Regions from separate parts of the Homo sapiens genome. Here all the other regions are linked to region 3. A link is a loop called in an ENCODE intact Hi-C map of the cell type or tissue named here. Cell type or tissue: MCF 10A. All regions are shown on one strand.

Evidence for each region. Peaks named below come from ENCODE experiments on the same cell type or tissue, not always from the same donor. Only the 100,000 strongest peaks of a DNase experiment are listed, where the experiment ranks them.
Region 1: a loop joins it to region 3, with 9 times the contacts of the local background. A loop is called at or near these places in 3 of 110 quality-filtered maps.
Region 2: it touches region 3 in a loop (14-fold over the local background); 3 of 110 quality-filtered maps call a loop at or near these places.
Region 4: a loop joins it to region 3, with 14 times the contacts of the local background. A loop is called at or near these places in 2 of 110 quality-filtered maps.
Region 5: a loop joins it to region 3, with 4 times the contacts of the local background. A loop is called at or near these places in 3 of 110 quality-filtered maps.

Annotation. Positions count from the first base shown.
Region 1 is chr10:3,465,396-3,469,395 of GRCh38, reverse strand. The region is part of intron 3 of LINC02669 (long intergenic non-protein coding RNA 2669); the gene reads left to right. All of the region lies in intron 1 of LOC105376360 (a long non-coding RNA gene), which reads right to left. All of the region lies in intron 1 of LOC124902538 (a long non-coding RNA gene), which reads right to left. Among named protein-coding and RNA genes, the nearest start is that of LINC02669, 35 kb to the left of the region's middle. RefSeq lists an enhancer at 889-2,088. In MCF 10A, a CTCF peak has its summit at 1,943; DNase peaks (open chromatin) are centred at 115, 1,005 and 1,745.
Region 2 is chr10:4,539,224-4,543,223 of GRCh38, reverse strand. No RefSeq gene overlaps it. Among named protein-coding and RNA genes, the nearest start is that of LINC00705, 110 kb to the left of the region's middle. In MCF 10A, no CTCF peak of the experiment used is centred here; a DNase peak (open chromatin) is centred at 1,743.
Region 3 is chr10:4,342,518-4,346,517 of GRCh38, reverse strand. No RefSeq gene overlaps it. Among named protein-coding and RNA genes, the nearest start is that of LINC00703, 40 kb to the left of the region's middle. RefSeq lists an enhancer at 1,240-2,439. In MCF 10A, no CTCF peak of the experiment used is centred here; a DNase peak (open chromatin) is centred at 1,767.
Region 4 is chr10:3,850,474-3,854,473 of GRCh38, reverse strand. No RefSeq gene overlaps it. Among named protein-coding and RNA genes, the nearest start is that of LINC02639, 19 kb to the right of the region's middle. RefSeq lists enhancers at 1,043-2,242, 2,951-3,307. In MCF 10A, no CTCF peak of the experiment used is centred here; DNase peaks (open chromatin) are centred at 1,993 and 2,773.
Region 5 is chr10:3,196,032-3,200,031 of GRCh38, reverse strand. No RefSeq gene overlaps it. Among named protein-coding and RNA genes, the nearest start is that of PITRM1, 25 kb to the right of the region's middle. In MCF 10A, a CTCF peak has its summit at 2,496 (motif pointing left); a DNase peak (open chromatin) is centred at 2,461.

The DNA.
Region 1 (4,000 bases), 880 kb after region 3:
TGTTTCAGCAAGACTGAAATATTAGACTTAGCTGCGGTTTAGTCCTGTCCTAGACTCTGCAGAACTTTTTTTGGCTCTTTGCAAGGGCGTAATGAGTCATGCATTTCACAAGCATTTTCTAAAACGGGGAAACGCCTCCCTATTTGAAATAAGATTCTCCTATGAAAAGAAACTGTGTCAAAAACACCAAAGGACTAATCCACGCACTGTGTAACTTTCATTCCCCCTGCTTGAGTCTCTGCTGAAGACCGGTTTTAACTGTTAGAGGCCTGAAACCCAATCCTGTTATAAATCAAGAAGCCAAATTCCCTTTGGGCTTACATCAGAGCAAACAAATCAGTGCCTCCTCTAATACTAAAGATTAGGTCACAGGCCAGAGGAAACCTAACCTGCTTTGTGGGTTTAGAGCTGCAAGAGCTGTACAAAAAGAAAGAAAGAAAGAAAGAAAGAGGAGAGAGAGAGAGAGAGAGGGAGAAAGAAAGAAAGAAAGAAAGAGAGAGAGAGAGAGAAAGAAAGAAAGAAAGAAAGAAAGAAAGAAAGAAAGAAAGAAAGAAAGAAAGAAAGAAAAAAAGCTCTTGGCCTAACCCTTAACCAAATGTGAAGTGCGTGTCATAGGTGGATGGAATGTCATTCTGCTCCTTGAAATCATCATTTTTAGCAACAGATTCATATCACAGTCACTTTTCCATGATGGCATCTCCACATTATTTTGACCCTTAATAACCATCCCAGGCACCAAAAGCAATCATCAGGTTCTATCACAAGCACTTTTCTGATACCTTAAAAATTTTCAGAGTCTGGGGCTGGTAATTTCTCTTTATGTCCCTGTAAACCCCAAATCAATCTCGACTTCCCTGCCCTTTCATCCAACTGATGCTGAGAACTTTCTCCCCAAAGAAAGAAAAGCCAGGCATTCAGAGTCAGATGTGGTGTGGACTGTTTCTGGTTAGATGACTCAGCCCATTTTTGTGGATTTCCCAAGATGCTTTCTGAAATTCTGTTGAAAAATATCTTGTGTGATCTGGTAACAAATTAAACAAAAGACAAACCACCAAATGCTTGCCTGTTTGAAAAGGCCAACCACAAAATACTCCGATTCACGGTGACCTATCGTGGGGGAGAAGCAGCTCTGGATCATCAGATAAATTCTAACTTCCACAAACCCCGGCTCCCTGGACTCCTTTCTGAGGCTTCATGAAAGATAGAGGGGGGTTTCACATAACTGCATTTCAAATAACTCTAAGGCTCATGACACCAAGATACTTTTTAAGGTTTTAGAAAACTTGCCCTCCTCTGCTGACCATGCCAAGATGCACTGGTGGCTTTGGTTTGCCTTATTTTGCCATCTTCAGTTTTAAAAGTATTGAGAGACAGAGGATGCTTGTTTGTTTTCATTTTGTTTTAATTCCAGAAGCTAAGTAATCACTTAATATATATTTTCTTTGACAATTAACAAAAGTGATTCATACTTTTTGTGGAAGTCTATTTTCTTTCCAGCAGCACACGCCCACATTTCTTTGGTGACTTACAGAGCAGAACAATAAGCACCGAATCTGTTTTTCACCAACCAGGATTCCTCGCCAGGCTTTTCCCAGCATACTCACGCAGATGGAATTTCTGGCTCACGCTTCGTCCTTTTGCTGTTGTTGTTGTGTTTGTTGAGGTTGTTGTTAGGTGTTTTCCTCTGAACTGAAAAAGGGATATATCTATGCTCTCCCTGATCTCTCGGGAAGCTGACAAAACAAAGAAGCGTACGTGCCCAGCACACACAGCCCCGCCCAACCCTGTGGTGTAGTTTGTCCTGCCCAAACACATGAACCACAAAGTGCGCTCATTCACAAACACACAACTTCCTTTCCTGAACAACAGCGCCTCCCGCTCCCGCTGGAAAGGGTGTCCCCAGCTGTCTGGGAGATGTCCTGCCCCGCCGCACGGGGGTGGAATTTGCAGTTTTGCAGAGGAGTCACCAAGACGAGGCAATTTGCTTGCTCTTGGTAAAGTTGTTTTGTTGTTGTTGCCGTTGATTCTATTTCTCTTTCTGGAACTGAAATGTTGGCCTTTGGAGAATTCCTGCGCTATAAGGAGTACACAGACTTGGGAAAACTTAGCACACCAAGAGAAGGAGTGGCACTATGTGTTTTGCCAAAACCCATCTGAAATTTCCTGTTTTCCACGTTTGGGATGTAACGTTAACTTTTAGGGTCAGAGTTGCTCTCTCCCGGGGAAGTTGCAACTTTTTATTCCTGACTTCTTCAAGGGCTTGTGAAAGATCTCCAATGTGCTTCTACAAAAGATACAAATGCCTTTTTAAGAAAACCCTCTGTGAGCTGCACTCATTGGATCTGAAACCAGATGCATTCAATTTGCCTTTAAGTCTTCACCAGCTCATCCTCAAGGTAAACAAAGAAAACTCAAGCAAGTGTACAAAGAATTTTATTTTGCCCTTGAAGATAGTAAAACAACTTCAGACATTGAATAGTCTGTGAACAATCAAAAAAGTTACACTAACATCTAATATTTAAAATGGCTTCAGTCAGTAAGAACCTAAATGTCATAATTTTCATTCTATATAGACTTTATTAATGACTGTTAGAGTATACAATGTGTGTGTATATTTATATACATACACTGAATGTTAGAATATATAATGTGTGTGTGTGTATATATATATATATACACTGAATGTTAGAATATATAATATACACACACATTATATATTCTAACATTCATTAATAAAGTCTATATCTATTAATGGCATTATATATATTAAAGACCTAATATATAATGATACTTTTATTGCCAAAAGGGAAAACTGCAAAAAAATAGATATTTTTACATTTTTAAGAACAAAGTCGAGGTCAGGCACGGTGGCTCACGCCTGTAGCTGGTGGCTCACGGCCTCCAGCACTTTGGGAGGCCGAGGCAGGCAGATCATGACGTCAGGAGATCGAGACCATCCTGGCTAACACGGTGAAACCCCGTCTTTACTAAAAATACAAAAAATTAGCTAAGCATGGTGGTGGGCGCCTGTAGTCCCAGCTACTCGGAAGGCTGAGGCAGGAGAATGGCATAAACACGGGAGGTGGAGCTTGCAGTGAGCTGAGATCAGGCCACTGCATTCCAGCCTGGGCAACGGAGCGAGACTCCGTCTCACAAAAAAAAAAAAAAAAAAAAAAAAAAAAAAAAAAGAACAAACTCTAATGGTTCCGAAAAGATGAAAAACTCTATATTGTTAGTTGTTTCTGAATAGAGAAGTACAAATACAAGCAATGAGATAAGATTAGATTCTGTAGAAACTTCCTGAGAAGCCAGTCTCCAATCTATAATCTCCTTATTCTTTCCTTCAAATCTTAAACCAACTGAATACAGATTTTAGCTGAAATATAGCCATATACATAACACCATTTACTCTAAAAATTTCCTCCATGAAACTTAAAGTTGAAAATAGAAACACTGCCCACGTTCCCTGAAAAATCACCCTATAATTATTCCGGAAAATGCTCAGATGGGTCCTACGTGGTGTAAAGCAGAGGAAAGCTCTGACCACTTGGTGACCTGGCTGCCTCCGGCATGTGCCACGTGCATGAAAACAGGAGGGAGGCACGCACTCTGTGATGGTGCCATGGCTGGGGCCTGAGCCGCCCCGTTCCTATCCTGTCACCCCCATCTCCCGCGCAGGCTTCTAGCTGTGAGCAGTGGTTCTAGGCACCCCTGTTTATATTCACTCATGTTCCTGCAGGTGAGCTTTCATTCCTGAAGTTTGTGTAATGCTGAAGTTACAGTTTTACAAGCAACGTTGAAAACGGCTTCCTGCTGTAACTTTCAGGAAGAGGAAGAGCTGTGTTAAGCCAAACTCTGGAGGCCAGTGACTGCATGTTTGCTTCCACAGGAGGCTGGTCCGAACTGCAGCTTGTCCTCACAGCCAGGAGAATGTTTGTCCAGAGATCACTTTAAAAAATGCTCATCAGGTTGACAGTTATAAGACCATAATATGAGGACT
Region 2 (4,000 bases), 200 kb before region 3:
ATATATACATTACTCAAAGCTTAGTGTGTATGTTTTTATTTAAATTCTCTGAAATATTTTATGTAAAATTTATTATAATCCAAAAAAATGTAGTTAACTCATGGTAGAAAAGTTTGTAAGTAACTATAAATAAACCGAGATTTTATTTTCCCCCAAAGAGCATGCTTTGGAAGCCATGGGTTAATGCATGGCTTTAAACATTAAATTGAGAAGAATAAAATGAGGAAATATGTAAGACTATAATTGCAAGGCTTATGAGGAAGTTGCTTGTAGTTTACATTGTAATCTCATAACATATCTGTAACATAAAATATCTCTGAAGGATTCAAATAACACTTTGTAGGAAAATGTGAGGGAGACCTGCAGGACAAGTGGATGAAAGTCAGAGAAATACTCTTCCCCCCAGAGTGGTGTGCAAAGCAGAGGATACATGACATATTTGTTAAACAGTTGGTAGTTAGTATACAGCTGCTTCAAGGACTATAAGGAATATGGAAAGTATAAACGACGTTATCAATGCCCTCACTAAGTTTGTACTCTAATATGACAGGTAAGATTTATTGTATACAAATTAGTGATGACGATTAATAAGATGACTAAATAAGTCAATGCTAAGCATCAAGTGTTGAAATCAGTTGTAGTTGGGGATTTTCAAGGCTAAGTGACTTTGGGCATTATGGTAATATTAGGGCATTAGAGTACAGAGGTGGGGAGGGAACATGAGAAAACCCCTGTGAACAAGTATTTAACGTCAATAAGGTAAAAAATGCTTCCCAAATGCACCTCTGTGTATGTAAAGAGATGTCCCACAGATGGCAGTTCTTAATAAGGAAAGCTTGGAGACAAACTTGACTTTCAATAACAGAGAAATAATAAATAAAAGGAGATGTTAATCCATATCAAGTAATTAGCTAGAAGTTGAAAATTATACTTTCCATGTTAATACTATTCAATTCTTTGGGGCAAATTGTATTACCTATGCTAAGTGACAATAAAAACCAGGGTTAAAAACTTTGTGTGGAGCATAATGTTTTTTCGTTTTAGACATGTGAAATTATTTCTGGGTCAAGATGTCAGGTGAACTCTACCTGCAACTGCTCTTCTCCACAGCAAATATCCACACCTGCATGCTCACACCTGCATACACACACCTGCATGCTCACACCTGCATGCTCACACCTATATACATAGGCACACACACAGCACACGTGCATGCCTGTTGTTGTGATGGCTGCAGATCTCAAAATGGAAGACTTACATGGAGCAGAATCCAGGAGAGGAACATCAACATTGAATAGGGCTGAACTAACAGGGCCATGGGCAGCTTCTGAGAGTGATAAAGGCATCAAAGTTAGAGCTGTGTTTCACTTATCTGTTACCAAATTAAAAGCCACTCCAAACTTCGTGGCTTAAAGCAACACCCTAGTGTCTGACAGCTGGAAGTAGGCTCAGGTAGAGATCTCTCTGGTCTCACCGTTGCCTCTCAGCTGGCTACAGATGCCCAGCTGGGCCTGAATGACCCGGGGTCCACATTTTTGTGTCTAATAAAGGTGCTGTTGGTCTGCTGGGCTACATGTCTCCAGCAGGCTGGGGCTGGCTTCATGTCATGATGGTCAGGCTCAAGAGCAGCAAGAGGGAAAACATGCCCCAATCCACAAGCACATTTCAAATGCCTGCTTGTGTCACATTTGCTAATATCCTGTTGCCAAAGCAAATGCCAGGGCTGTGTCAGTTTTGGAAGGGAATGCAGAAGGGCAAGGATACAGAGAGGTGTGACTCACTGGGAACTATGAATGTACCAGGAAATTCCAGATCCCAGGGAACATCTGATATTGCTGTAACTGCCCAGAGTAAGAGCTAGGAGGAGCCTCTGTGGTACAATTTGACTAGAGACCAGCACTGCAGAGGGCAAAGTTTGGCCCTTCTAAAATCACCCTAAATAAAATTGAGCACATTGGGAGGGGAACACTTTGCTGTTATATGTGTCATAAAATAAAAATTATAAAATATCTTAGCGAGTTTAATATAATAAAGTACACAGTCCAAAACAGTACAGAATATATATCTGAATGGAAACAATGGAAAAATGTGAAAATGATTTTAAGTCAAGAATAGTCATAGTATCCGAAGATGTAAAGGAAAGAATAGTAACCATGAATACAACAACAGCTATATACAAAAATACCAGCTGGGAGCTGGCACGGTGGCTCACACCTATAATCCCAGCACTTTTGGAGGCTGAGGCGGGTGGATCACAAAGTCAAGAGATAGAGACCATCCTGGCCAACATGGTGAAACCCCGTATTTACTAAAAATACAAAAATTAGCTGGGCATGGTGGCACACACCTGTAGTCACAGCTACTCAGGAGGCTGAGGTAGGAGAATTGTTTGAACTTGGGAGGCAGAGGTTGCAGTGAGCTGAGACTGTGCCACTGTGTTCCAGCCTGGTGACAGAGCGAGACTCCATCAAAAAAAAAAAAAAAAAAACAGCTTGAAATCTTAAAGTAACACCACAAAAATACAAACTTCAATGAGTGCCATAAAGAGTCATTTTGGCACAACAAACAGAAATAATGAACAAGAAATTAGAGAAACATGGGAAAAAAATCAAAAAGACCCAATATATATCTTTTAGGAGATCCAGAAGGAGAAAATAGATACAATGGGCAAGCAGTCATATTGAAAGAAAAAACATGCTTGAAAATATTCCAGAATTTAAGAAATAAATGATTTTTTTGGCTGAATAGCCAACTGAGGGCCAAGAAGCTTTGAAAAATTGTGTGCTTGTGTGTGTGTTTGTGTATGTGTCTATATAACTAAAACTAGAAATGAACATAGCAAAACACAAGTGGCAAATCACTAATTACATGACCTAATATTTTTTCTTTATGTATGCCACATTTTCTAACACTTTACTATGAGTATATGGTGCTTTCTTATTCATAAATACCTAATTTAAATATAAAAATACTAATGCCAATGACATTTGACAGGAGGATGAGGAATAAATGAAATTTGAATGGGGAAGAAATCTATGTTAGGACCTATGGTAGTCTCGGAAGGTGTTGTACAATTTGGAAAGATGAACCCAACCGCACTAAATGAAATAAGACTTTTTTTTTGGTAGCTGGGCATCTTCTAAAATTATAGAATCCTATCAGTTTCTGATAATATAAAATCAAATCATACATTTCTCAATGTAAACCACCACTTGAAACTCACAGAGGCCCCAAGCCTATTGATAAAACAAATATAACTGGATTTTCCACTTTTTAAATCTTATAATACCTGAAACGGCATAAAGGTACTTCCTTTTATCAAAAGAATTTTATTAGCAGCTAACGATGAACATGCTCCTATCTCTTCCAAGGAATGAGGTAGGACATTGCTTTTCTGTTATTGATTGCCAGCTTCGGGACCTACTTAAGATGAGTATTTAATGTTTTTCCACTCTCATTTTTCCTTGGTGATAATTTCGGTTATTGTGCAGCTAATATTCATTCCTGGCACCTTCCACTCTGGGCAGAGTATACCTCTCCAAACCACTGTTGTGTGTAACCATGTAACTTACCTTGGCCAATGCAGCGTTAGGAGATGTGGTATAAGCAGAGGATGTACATGCGTTTGCATGGTATGGCTTGGCTCTTGTGCTCTGATGGTGTGCCATGGGAAGAAAATGCCTAATTGGATACTACACCACCTTCGGTCCTACACCACCTTCGGTCCTAATGCACCACAAGCATACGTGGAGCAGATCTGAATCAGGTCCATAGCTTGCAGCCAGTCCTTGAACCAGCAGCTCAGACAAGAGTTGTCCAGTCAGGCATGAGCTGGATCAAATAGTGCTCTACTTGAAGACCCACAATATAAAAACATATGCTTATTGTTATAAGCCAATTTTGTGGGGATTTTTTTGTACATTATTATGACTGTAGCTGACTAATAAATCCTTTCTCTTTTCTTTTCTTTGTCTGTCTCCTATATGGCCTTTATTATTAG
Region 3 (4,000 bases):
TGACCATGTGAGACTCAACTCTGGCTCTAGCCTCCAGCTGCTTCTTAGCCAAATATTTTTGAGTCTGGAAAGATGACTGGAAATTACATCAAAACAACATTTTGCATGGATTATCTGATACGTCCTTATTTTTGGCCAGACCAAAAATACTGTCAAAAGAGACTGCTATTTCTTCTTTTCACCCTGACAGAAACATGAAAACTATGATCAAAGTTTTCACTGAAGGGTCCCATGTAATGTTCTGTGCTTTGTTTTTCAGCAAAAGACTGCTTTATAGTAGTTTGAATTTAGGTTAACATTTGAGATCTGGTTTTCTTTCTTGGCTGAGGTAGTTCAGCTCTCCTTTGTTTGTTTAAAAGGAAACATCAACTTTCCAATTTACTCTCTAAAATTGGTTTTTGTAGTTCCCTGCTGGACTGGAAAGGCACCATCTGTTTTAATAATACTGAAGTGAAAGGGGGAAAGTTTGTGAAATGGAAGTCAACTGGGAGTGCTCTTAGTCATCACAGCTCCACTTGGAGAAGAATCCACTGTTAAGTTCATGAATTTACGTTAAACCCTGGTCAACCCAGGTAGTGTAACAATCAACACAGACTTCCATGTTCTGGCAAGGGACAGTCAGTGAGAAAATTTTACATACTGGCAAACCAGCAGCAAAAATAATCAAAATATCAGGCAGGGAAGAAAAAAAAAAACGTAAACATGTACGAAGAAAACTTCAGCTGTGAAAGAAATACGATATTTAAGTTGACTAAAATCTTTCCTTTTTCCTTTAATTCATAAACTTCACCATTTTTGCCCCTCCCTCCCTCACTGCCTTCCTTCCTTCCTTCCTTTCTTTCTTCCTTCCTCCCTTCCTTCTTCCTTTCTTTCTTTTTTTGGACATTTACATATTATTAGATTTGTTCAGGTTTTGATCATTACTGGAAGATGAGAAATTCTTGCCTCCAAGCCCAAATAATGCTAACCCTTATTCTCTGGACATTTGACAGCAGAATTTCCTTATCCTGACACTGAAACAAAGATTCTATTTCTCAGCATTGAAAGGTCTGCCTACAACTCATCTGTTCATTGGTTGATGGATGGACTGATTTGTTCTTACCTGGAACTGATTATTTAGTAACTAAACTACACACATACAAACACACACACACAACAAATGCACATACATACAAACAAAAATTAAAAAACCACACACACTTAAACACATACAACACACATGCATACATAACACACACAAATATACACACACGTATCTGGGAGGTCCCAACCTTCCAGGGGGAAACTGTCTCATGCTGCTTAAAGCTTCCACAGGCCGCACCTGCTGTTCCAATTTGCCCCTCTCTCCAGTGGTTTGAAAGGTAAGCTGCAAATAAATGAGCACTATGTATAGCTGACCTTGCTTAGAGTGGCATTTTAATGCATTTGACTACACCTGCCTCTAATTTCAGTGTTGATATTTTAATGCAATCCAACAAATTTCTAGGAGTGAATTTGCAAAATTTAAGCAAGTATTGCAAGATGAGCTGGGAACAAGCAGGTGCTCTTCTGTAAAAATATACATGGGGCCGCTGCCGGCACTGATTTCCTTAGCATGTTATCAAATGCCCTGCTGTAGCAACAGTCTTTTTCTGTTTTCTTCTGATGCTTAACTGGAGGATGATTCAATCGTAGACCAAGAAACCGTGGTTGAATTACAACATTCAAAACAGCCCGTGTGTAATGGCTCAGAGCTCCTCTGGATGGATCTTGCATCTCTAAGCTAAATGCAAGTTCACAGATTCCTAAAAATACCCCCTGATGTGAGTCATCCTGTTCCAAAGAGCTCTGAAGAATGTTTTCCACAGAAGTGGCGAGGCACAGCCCCAGGGTGTGGAGCTCTCGTCTGAGTTATGTAGGCAACTTGCGTCAGCCACATACTATGTTATAGTCTCCATATTCCCTGGCGCTGAGCGTGGATAGCTGGAATGATCTGTTGAAATACAAACCTCTGCAGCAGCTTCAACTCTGCCTCCCATGCAACTTCCCCAAACAAAATGGATCTGTGTCAAAGGAGAGGTGCGCAGGTCACTCAAGGTGTGCTTTCTATCAAAGGGTTTTTTTCAAGAAAGAAACCCAAAGCCAGAAATAAACATGGTAGCCTTGGGCTTTAAGGAAAAAACAAAACAGACAAACAAACAGACAAAAAAAAAACCTGTCTTTCTTAAAGCTTCCCCATTTTCAGACTCTCACACTGAAAGTTGAGAGATAGTTTTGCCTCCTCCGTGAGGTGGGTGGAGGGTGCTGTGAGAGAGGGAATCTCAAGCTGGCCCAGATCAGCTGTGGAATAGATGCACTGAGAAGATGCTGAGGTTTCCACATAGATGCCCCCTTCTGTCACAAGTGCAGACTCTGAAGACGCAGTTGGCCTGGGCCCCATTGCTCTGCTGTCTCCAGGAGTCATTAGTGGCACTTTATCAGAGGATCCTGGATGAAAGGAGAAATCAAATCATTTTCTAAGAGTGGGACTTCAGGCATGTGAGCCTGTGTTTTAAGAGAGAATAACTCTTTTAATGCTCCGGAAACTGCACAGCTGGAAGACTGCGGCTCAATGTACACATGTGGATAGCACAGTTGCCTTGGGTCTTTCTTCAAAATAATAGGATATAAATTATACACGAGGAAAACAAGAGAGGGTTGGTGCTGATTATCAGCTTGGACAATCAATCATACACTTTAAATTTGAAAATAAAATATTTAGGGGCACATGGCTTCATTGACTCTAATAAAAGTGTTTTATCCTCTGATTCTCACAGAAAATCTCTAGAATCTTGCTCTTTTAAGAATTCATTATTCCCTTGTTTCCAAATAGGAGCTTACCAACTATACAATAATTTTTTAAAAACAATTTAAAAGTCATATGTAATTTAGAAATTTGTCAGATTACTACCTCGTAGTCTAAGCAGCAGTTACAAGGTTATCTAGAGACTGTTTCAGAATCTTTAGTTTTTGAGCCCTATTAAAAGAAACATATTCCTTACTTTATAAAGACATAAATGGTCAAGCAATTTTAAAAAGCAACCAACTAATACTTTATTAAAATTCATACAAAAATTTACCATCTTAACCATTTAATTTGAACAACTCAGAGCCATGTAGTACAAGCACAGTGCCGCACCAATGTCATCACTCTCTGGTTCCTGAATGTTTTCATCCCTCCGGAAGGAAACCCCACACACATTAAGCTGTCACTCCCCATTCTCTCCTCTCTGCAGACTCTAGCAACTCTCAATTTGCTTTCTGTCTGTGTGGATTTGCCTATTCCCGCGATTTTATCTAAATGGAGTCAGATGGTGTGTGGCTTTGTTTACTTAGCATGACGTTTTCCAAGTTCATCCATGTGGGAGCGCATGTTAGTGTTTTTCTCCTTTTTATGCCTAAATCATATTCCATTGTATGGGTGGACCATGTTGGGTTTATCCATTCAATCGTGGATGGGTATTTGGTTTATTTCTACCTTTTGGCTATTATGAATAATGTCGCTATGATTATTCATACACAAGCTTTTGTTTGAACACCTGTTTTCAGTTTTGGGGGGTATATACCTTGGGGTGGAATTGCTTCGTCATAGGGTAATTCTACCTTTAGCTTTCTGAGAAACCAACAACCGTTTTTTCACAGTGGATACAGTGGTTTCACCATAGTCCTTTCCCACCAGCAATGTGTGAGGGTTCCAGTTTTTCCTCATTTCCAGCAATACTTGTTATGTTCATTAAAAAAAAAATAGTTACTATAGCCACCCTAGTGGGTACGGGGTGGAATCGCATTGCGGTAACTCATTATTAAAATGCAATCTGAAGCAGCACCGGAATTACTGTGCACAGAGTGAGGTAAACTAGCAGGCTCATTCTATTTTCTATTTTTCTTTTTGTCCCATAAGAATATTTAGGCCTATTCTAACAAAATGGCCCAACTCTCCACTTTTTGCAGAGGCAGATGACATTTAATCTATAGCCATGTG
Region 4 (4,000 bases), 490 kb after region 3:
CTTTATACATCTCTTGGTTTTCAAATGAACGCTTATATAAAAGCCTGCTGTATAAAGCAGATCTAAGTAGACCTGCCCAGTTTATGCACAGATCAGTGAGGGACAGAGCGGGGAACCGGGTGGCTGGGAGGAAAACATGGGCACGTGCACCTTCAGTCCTAGCTGCTGTCCGGGCTGGTGAAGGATAAGGCGAGGCTGAGACTCTCAGACTCCGAATACAAACAGTATCATCCGGTTTCTGATTTGTTAGGGTGAAAAGGGAGAAATACAATGTGACCAGTCTATTCTGGGCCCACAATGTATTAGCAATTACCTCCCAACCACCACCCTGCAACATAGTATTCAGATTAAATTTCCCTGGGAGAACAGACTGCAAGGCATGGAAAGCACCTTTTACAAAATTAGGGACCTGTGGATTTCCAGAAGCTAAAAATGATAACGGGCTTTTATTAGGAACCCAACAGGGGGCCATAACCACTCCTAAAAAACCTTATTAGATGCAGCCCACACAGGCATTCTGCAAGGAGATCTCCGTCCCCAGGGCATATTCCTTTCCCAGGAGTGGAGTGGACGGTGCTAGGACCCAACAGCACACATGTGCAAAGTGTTTGGCCAGTGTTCTGGAACGCAGCCTGTGGCTCTTCAATAAAACTTTCCTCAGAGCAAACAAGCAGGCTCTAGAGGTAATCACACATAGTCTCTTATTCCCATTAGCAACCCCAAACAAGCAAGTGGCCTTACCCAAATAGTAGAGAAGCCTAGGTTATTTTTAAATCTGCTCAGTTGAGTGTGTTTCAGAATTTGTGATTTCCTAACAACAAAAAGCTTGGTACCACTGTTGAAATGACAGGAGAATTCCGAAGCAGGCGGAGCAAGGAGAGAGAGAGGCAACCTAGGGCAAGGCTCGCATTACAGATGAAGGCAAAGAAGGAAGCCCTATGTAGAGGAGACTCTTTCTGTCTTTGGAAAGTCTGATGAAAATCGGGTCTAGAAAACCAGCTATGACTTTGGAGATGAACAGAGGAATGCATTAGGCGGCTTTTCTCTCAACGTATTTGGCTTCCTGTATATTTAAAAATAAATGTCTTCCAAACTAGCTTCGAGGACTGCATCCACGAAAGCAGCCTGGCTGCAAAGCCCAGGAGGTCGCAGCAAGTCAGGGAGGTGGAGGCCTCTTGGTTTTCCATCATATTTCTCTGGAGGCTTCAGGTGCTCCAGGAGGGCACCGCCTGCTGAGTCGGTTCAAGTCAACACGACACAGCTGGAAACCCCACAGCCTGGGCAGTTGAGCCGCCGCTGTGTGGTGGGAACACTGCACCCCCTCTGAGCTCCCGCCACCCAGCCTTCCCAAGCCACGCTGCCACCCTCCTGCAGACCTGGGTGAAGAGGGGCAAGAGGCTGTCCTACAGAGATGCTGAGGGTGACAGCTGCAGAATCACCAAACCTTGCTTGGCTGAAAACAAACGTGAATTCCACATTTTAATAAAACAGAAATTTTAATCTTCTGGACACCTGATGATACAAGTCAACCTATTTCTTCTGAATCGCATCTGAAACCAGGAGTTATCACATATTTCAAGATAAAACCGGACCGGGCTTTAAATGTATGATATTATTTCATAATAAAATTTACTTTTTAATATACCTAATAACTGAAAACCTAATGCTACAGTCCGCCATGCTTTAAAGAGACTCACGTAATGACCTGAAGGAAAATTTCCCTCTGAGATAGTCATTTCTTGGACAACTCCTTTCATCTGTAAAGGAGGAAATGAGTCAGCTTTACTAAGCGTTATCTCATGATTGGTGTTTTGTTATTCAGTAGGCAGAGAACACATTTTGTTACCTATAAAGCCTGTTATTACCAAGGGTACAGGTCACTACTGAAACCTCCTCTTCAAACAACTACAGGTACTGTTGTCAAAGATCTTAACAGACTCTGATTGGAAAAGCGCCTGGCTGGTCACAGGACTGCATGACTCACCGCTCTGTTCAGCATTAGCTAAACACAAAGCTGAAAGAACAGAATCAGCTTCATGATGTCATTTCTTCTCTATGTGTCTTTAACATCGCTGAGATATGTTAGAGGTTGTTGAGTAATACACGAAGCTTTCAAATAAGAAGAATGTGTCTGAGATACTTAGAGTAAGAACACATTTCAGGGTTATGTTTGAATATAAACATAATACATGCTCCAGGAATTCAGGGTTTGTGTTATTTGTTGATACAAAGTGTTCCGCAAGGTTTTAGAGCATATACACTAATCACCTAGGTTGGTTAAAGTTTAACTCAACTGAAATATTTTGGACTTAAAGAACCACTTAAGATATCAAGTTCTCAGAACTGATTGAAAAGAAAGAGCTCTCATCTACAGTTACCTGAAACATACCAAAAATTTCCCTGCAAAGATCATAAATGTTTCAGAATCAAGGAGAAATATGAATACTGTTTCCATATAGGTGGTGGGATACATTAGTACCTTTCTCTCTTCTTTCTATTCTTTACATATATTTAAGGAGCAGCCATTGCTTTTCTAGTTTAAAAAAAAAGTAGAAAAAAAAGTTTTTCGTTTTTCTCAGTTAGCTCTCTATGGTGAAAAACTCAAAAGCCAAAATGATGGACTCAGTAAGTTGACAGCCACCTTAAATCTGTGTTGACACCTTTCTTTGTAATGTCAGCAAAACTGTGTGACTGAAGATGAGATCACTGTTTACCTAGCTCTGCTATTGGTCTGAAACGAGCAAGTGTGAAAGAAATTCCCATATTTATCTGTTGGTGTAACCCTTGCAGCAATCTCTCCTAAGAAGTTGAATCACTCATTTTGGTAAGACCCAGCCAAAGATGAAGAAAGTATATTTAATCCAGCTGATGAGACGACTTACTTGGGCCAGATTTAGTTGGAAAGTTGCATGCTGGGGCAGGGTAGGGAGTGTTTCATTTGGGAAACGTTTGGTATCATGTGAAAAAGTTATGTTTCTTTCAAATTGAGCAAATCACTATTTAACTTCCTTTTTCCAGCCTTGCCTGTTTGCTTCTGGGAGGCCTTAAGAAAATATAGAAGATGTGTCAGACTCAAAAGAGGAAGTTAAGAGTCTGAAATGAGATGCCACATTCCCCTTCCTTACTCCTAAGTAATATAGCTTGTTTGTTAAGAAACTTGCTTCTATACACATTGTCCAACTTGTTCTGTGAAAGTTGTAGCGTTCAAATAATGGGTAATTTGTCACTAAGTTGTACTTTCATGGAAATATCACTTGAGCAATAACTTTCTAATCTTTTTTTTTTGGAGACAGGATCTCACTCTGTCACCCGGACTGGAGTACAGCGGCACCATCTTGGCTTACTGCAGCCGTGACCTTCTGGGCTCTGGCAATACTCCCACCTCAGCCTCCCTAGGAGCTGGGGCTACAGGCACATGCCACCACGCCCAGCTAATTTTTGTAGAGATGGGGTCTCACCAACTTTCCAGGGCTGATCTGGAACTTCTGAGCTCAAGTGATCCACCCACCCTGGCCTCCCAAAGTGCTGGTATTACAGGCATCAGCCACCACGCCCCGCCAAGCAAGAACTTTTGCCCTCTCAGTCCTCCACGATCAGACGGAGTTCTGAGTCACTTTTATGCCCCCTTCACACAACTTCACGCCGACTGTTTTTCCTCGAGATACAGCCTCTGCTCCGTGCCCTGACTCAATGCCAGCTCCTAACTTGCAGTTGTGTTCCTTGCTGTGACATCCTATATGCTGAATGTCCATGGAGAAGTGTGGCTCACTTTAACCCGACTAATTTCTAAAAAATAAGTCATCACAACCAAAGATGGGCATCATGTTAAAAGACAGCTTTCAACACAATCCATGTAGCCCTGAGGGTAATACAAGGTACACCAGGTACCAGGTATACCAGGTGTTTCCCATGTGTGCTTCCAGACAGATTCCAACAGTCAGTCATGACCAGACAAATATGTTTCCGATAAGGACATAGGCTTGAGATCACTCTGAAAAGC
Region 5 (4,000 bases), 1.1 Mb after region 3:
CAACCCCAAACAGACCACCCGGCACACAGTAAGTGCTCAGTTTTTACTTGTTTTATAAGACTTGCAAGCATCAGTTATGATCAGATGGGACAGGGCTCCAATCGTTTGCCTCATTCGCAGGATGGTGGCCTTGAGCCTAGGGAATAAGCCTGCAGCCATGAGTCCTGACACCTAGGGACCTGCTTGCCGCCAGGTCTGGAGAGTTTCCAGCGGGCTCTTAGAAGGCTGTAAGGCAGCCAGGAGCAGCCAGCAGCACCTGAGCCAGGGCGAGCAGCTTTGACTCAGTGGGTTTCCTGACGCATGGTTGAGACCACACACATACTCCTCCATCCTCAGCCTTCCAGAAACGAGCCCCGCAGATGCCTCTGTGTGCTGCGATTTGCTTCCTCATTTACTTCTCTGTGTCTGAAGTTCCTCTTCTGCCTTACCTGCTGGTCCCTGCAAGCTGCCCTCCTCACCTCCCTGTTCGCCTGCTGACACCACAACCTGAATTCTCACTCTGGTCCCGGCCCAGACACACAAATGGGCCTCACCTGCCCTGACAGTGGAGGAGACCCTAAGCAGCTAGGGACCCTAACCAGCCAGGGACCCTAACCAGACTGGGGACCCTGGGGCTGCGCTGGGCAGGTGAGGCCCGTGTGTGTTTGTGCTTCAGTTTGCCCCATGACATCCGTGCACGTGACCGTCTGTTCTGTGTTTGTTCTGCCTGAATGTGTGAGAAAGCTGCCCCGATTTCTACTAAAACTAAACCCAGGCTGGGAGAGACCTCCAGGTCAGCAGGAGCTAAGGGGGTGCAGAAAAGCTGAGGCCAGTGGCTGGATCCCTTCCCCACATCTGTCTCCATCTGTGTGATCTCTCTGCTGCTTCTTCAAGGCTGAGCCACGCTTCCCCAGCCTGGTGTCTCTGTGCACGAGGGCTGTCGCCACAAAGCACCACAGACTGGGGGTTTAACTCCCAGCAAGGTATTTCTCACAGTCCTAGAGGCTGCAAGTCTGAGATGATGGTGTGGGCAGGGCCAGTTCATCCTGAGTCCTCTCCATGGCTTGCAGACGGCGTCTTCTCCCTGTGTCCTCACAGGGTCGTCCCTCTGTGTGCACCTGCATCCGAATCTCCTCCTCTTATCAGGACATCAACCCTGTGGTTTAGAGACTACCCTGATGGCCTCATTTTACATTAATTACCTCTTTAAAGACCCTATCTCCAAATACAGTCATAATCTGAGGTCCCAGGGGTTGGGGCTTCCATGTAGGATTTCCTGGGAGACACAATTCGGCCATCACATGACCACCAGTGTCCCCTTGGGCATGCATTGAATGCTTGTGTTCACCCCAAAAATTCATGTCAAAGCCCAAGCCCCTCATATGGCAGTATTTAGAGGCAGGAACTTGGGGAGACAATGAGGGTTGGATGAAGCTATGACTTGGGGCCCCACGATGGGACCAGCGCTGTAAAAAGAAGAGGAAGGGGGCAGAGCTCTCTCTCTCTCCCTCTCCTCTCTCTGTCTCTCCTCTCTCTCTCTCCCCCACCCCCATGTGAGGATACAGTGAGAAGGTGCCCTCTCTCAACCAGGAAAAGGCCCTCATCAGCAAGTGAATCTGCCGGTGCCTTGACCTTAGACTTCAGTCTCCAGAACTGTGAGGAATCCCTGTTTGCTGCTGAAGTCACTCAGTCTTCGGTATTTTGTCACGGCCCGAGCTGGCTAAGACAACCAAGCACTTCTTAAGTAACGAATGGGCCCTTCTCAGAGCCCAAATTAGCCCTAAACACGATTCACCTGAAACACTGGGCATTCCAATCCTAAATCATGAGAATCAGCTGAGCTTCAGACTGGTTTAAATGCCAAAGAATAAACAAGAGAATGCAATATTCAAAAAGACATTAAAGTTTGAATTATCTCAATCACCTGCATATATCCAATTGGCTAGATTTTCACATTTTCAAATAAATATTGACTGCATTTGCACTCAGTGGAACTATATTCCTAAGTAATATTCTGGGAGTTGTATACAAGACAATTTTATGAAGCCTCTTTAACATCACCTCGTTTTAGAGTCTGTGTCACATAATTGACACCCGCCGTGCTGGGGGCAGTGTGGTTTGCCACAGTCGCAATCACTGGCGAATGAGCTAATCCCGAAAGTTGTTTTATGAGCTTCTTTTCACCAGTGACACCGAAGCACTGATCCCTGTCCCTGATAAGCCTCGTGTAATGACTCAACCCTAAGAAATCCACAAACAGACAGCTATCCCTTAAATGAATGCATTTTTGAGAGATCCCAGTGAAAATTCTGAGCTGCCGTTGCTGGAAGACCTGATGGGGACGTCTCCTTTCGCTGCTCCATGTGGTAACGCAATGGTCAGCGGTCACTCCCTCCTGATGGAAGGAACCAGCAGCACCTGCCTGCTACCAGCTGTAGAACGAGGGAGACTGAGTGGGAGACGTTCCCAGAGTCTCGGCAGCGCCCGGCCCGGTTCAGCCAGGCCTCTGCTGCCCTCCGGTGGCCTTCGGCTGGAAGCAGCGGACAGAGAGTCCCGCTGCAGGAGGCTGGGACGCAGAGCATTCCTGGAATTAATTCCTGGACTGCTGGGAAAGCGGCCGGGGTGTCTGGGGTGTGCAGGACTAAAGCAAACCACTCAGCCCTCGGCCTGTAACTCCTTGCTTCCCCCAGTGCATTTTTCTCCTTGGTAAAATCCAGATGAAATGAACCAAAAGAAAAAGCAGCCTCCAAGATGAGAGGTCCCGGAAGGAAGCCTTGGAAGGAAGCGAGGGGACGCCCCTGGCCTCGGCCTCATTGCCTGTTCCTTCTCCTCGGCAGCTCTGCATGGCCCCCCAGCAGGACAGCTCATCCAAGGACACCCCTGCCTGGGGCCTGAGGACCCACCTGCAGGGCCAGACCCCCCTCCCCACCCCGGGGTGAACACAGCCCCCACAGGCCCCAGTGGGCGGGAATGTTCCCCGTGGTGGCCATTCACATAACAGGACAAAAGAGCCCCCACGTTTGCTGGGATGACTCTTGGGAGACCGCCAGCAAGTTGCAGACCACGGCAGAGGCCGAGCTGAGATGGGAATTCCATGCCCAGGTCTCCCTGGACTGAGGGAACGTGATAGAAAGCTGAAATAGAAACAGAAACAATAGTGACGCCTCTTTAGAAAGGCTACAACTGAAAACTGGTTCCCAGTCTAGCCTGATGGACACACGATCTGAAGAGATCCAAGACCCGTTTCTGAGAGGAGAGAGAAGACCGTGGCCGGCAGACAGGGGTGATGCTCTCAGCTGCCCTTTTCCAGCCAAGGCCAGAAATGTGGTGTTGCTTTGGCTGGCTTTACACCCAGGACCCCAAGCGAGCTTCCTCCCCAAAGTGGGCTGTCCTCTGGACTCTGGGTTGGGGACATCTCTGAGCCAGCTGGGAGGTCAGAGACAGGTTTACAACCAGGAACCCCCTCCCAGGCCCGGCATGAAGCGTGGGCTGCGTACCTTAAAAATGTGGCTTTAGAAAGTGAAATGTTGGCCGGGCGCAGTGGTTCACACCAGTAATCCCAGCACTTTGGGAGACCGAGATGGGCGGATCACCTGAGGTCAGGAGTTCAAGACCACCCTGGCCAACATGGTGAAACCCCATCTCTGCTAAAAATACAAAACTTGGCCGAATGTGGTGGCGGGCGCCTGTAGTCCCAGCTACTTGGGAGGCTGAGGCATGAGAATTGCTTGAACCCTGGGAGGCAGAGGCTGCAGTGAGCTGAGATCGTGCCACTGCACTCCAGCCTGGGTGACAGAGTGAGACTCCATCTCAAAAAAAAAAAAAAGAAAAAGAAAAAGAAAAGAAAAAAGAAAACAAGAAAGTGAAGCAGCGTCAACACCAGCCAGGCTCAGTACCCTGGAATTACATATTCAGTTTGTGGCCTGATGTGGGGTAAGTTGGTTTCAAAGAAACAATAAACCTGTAATTTTAACAAATTGATGTTTGGCAAACTAGACATTCTAGAAGGCAGTCGTTCAGA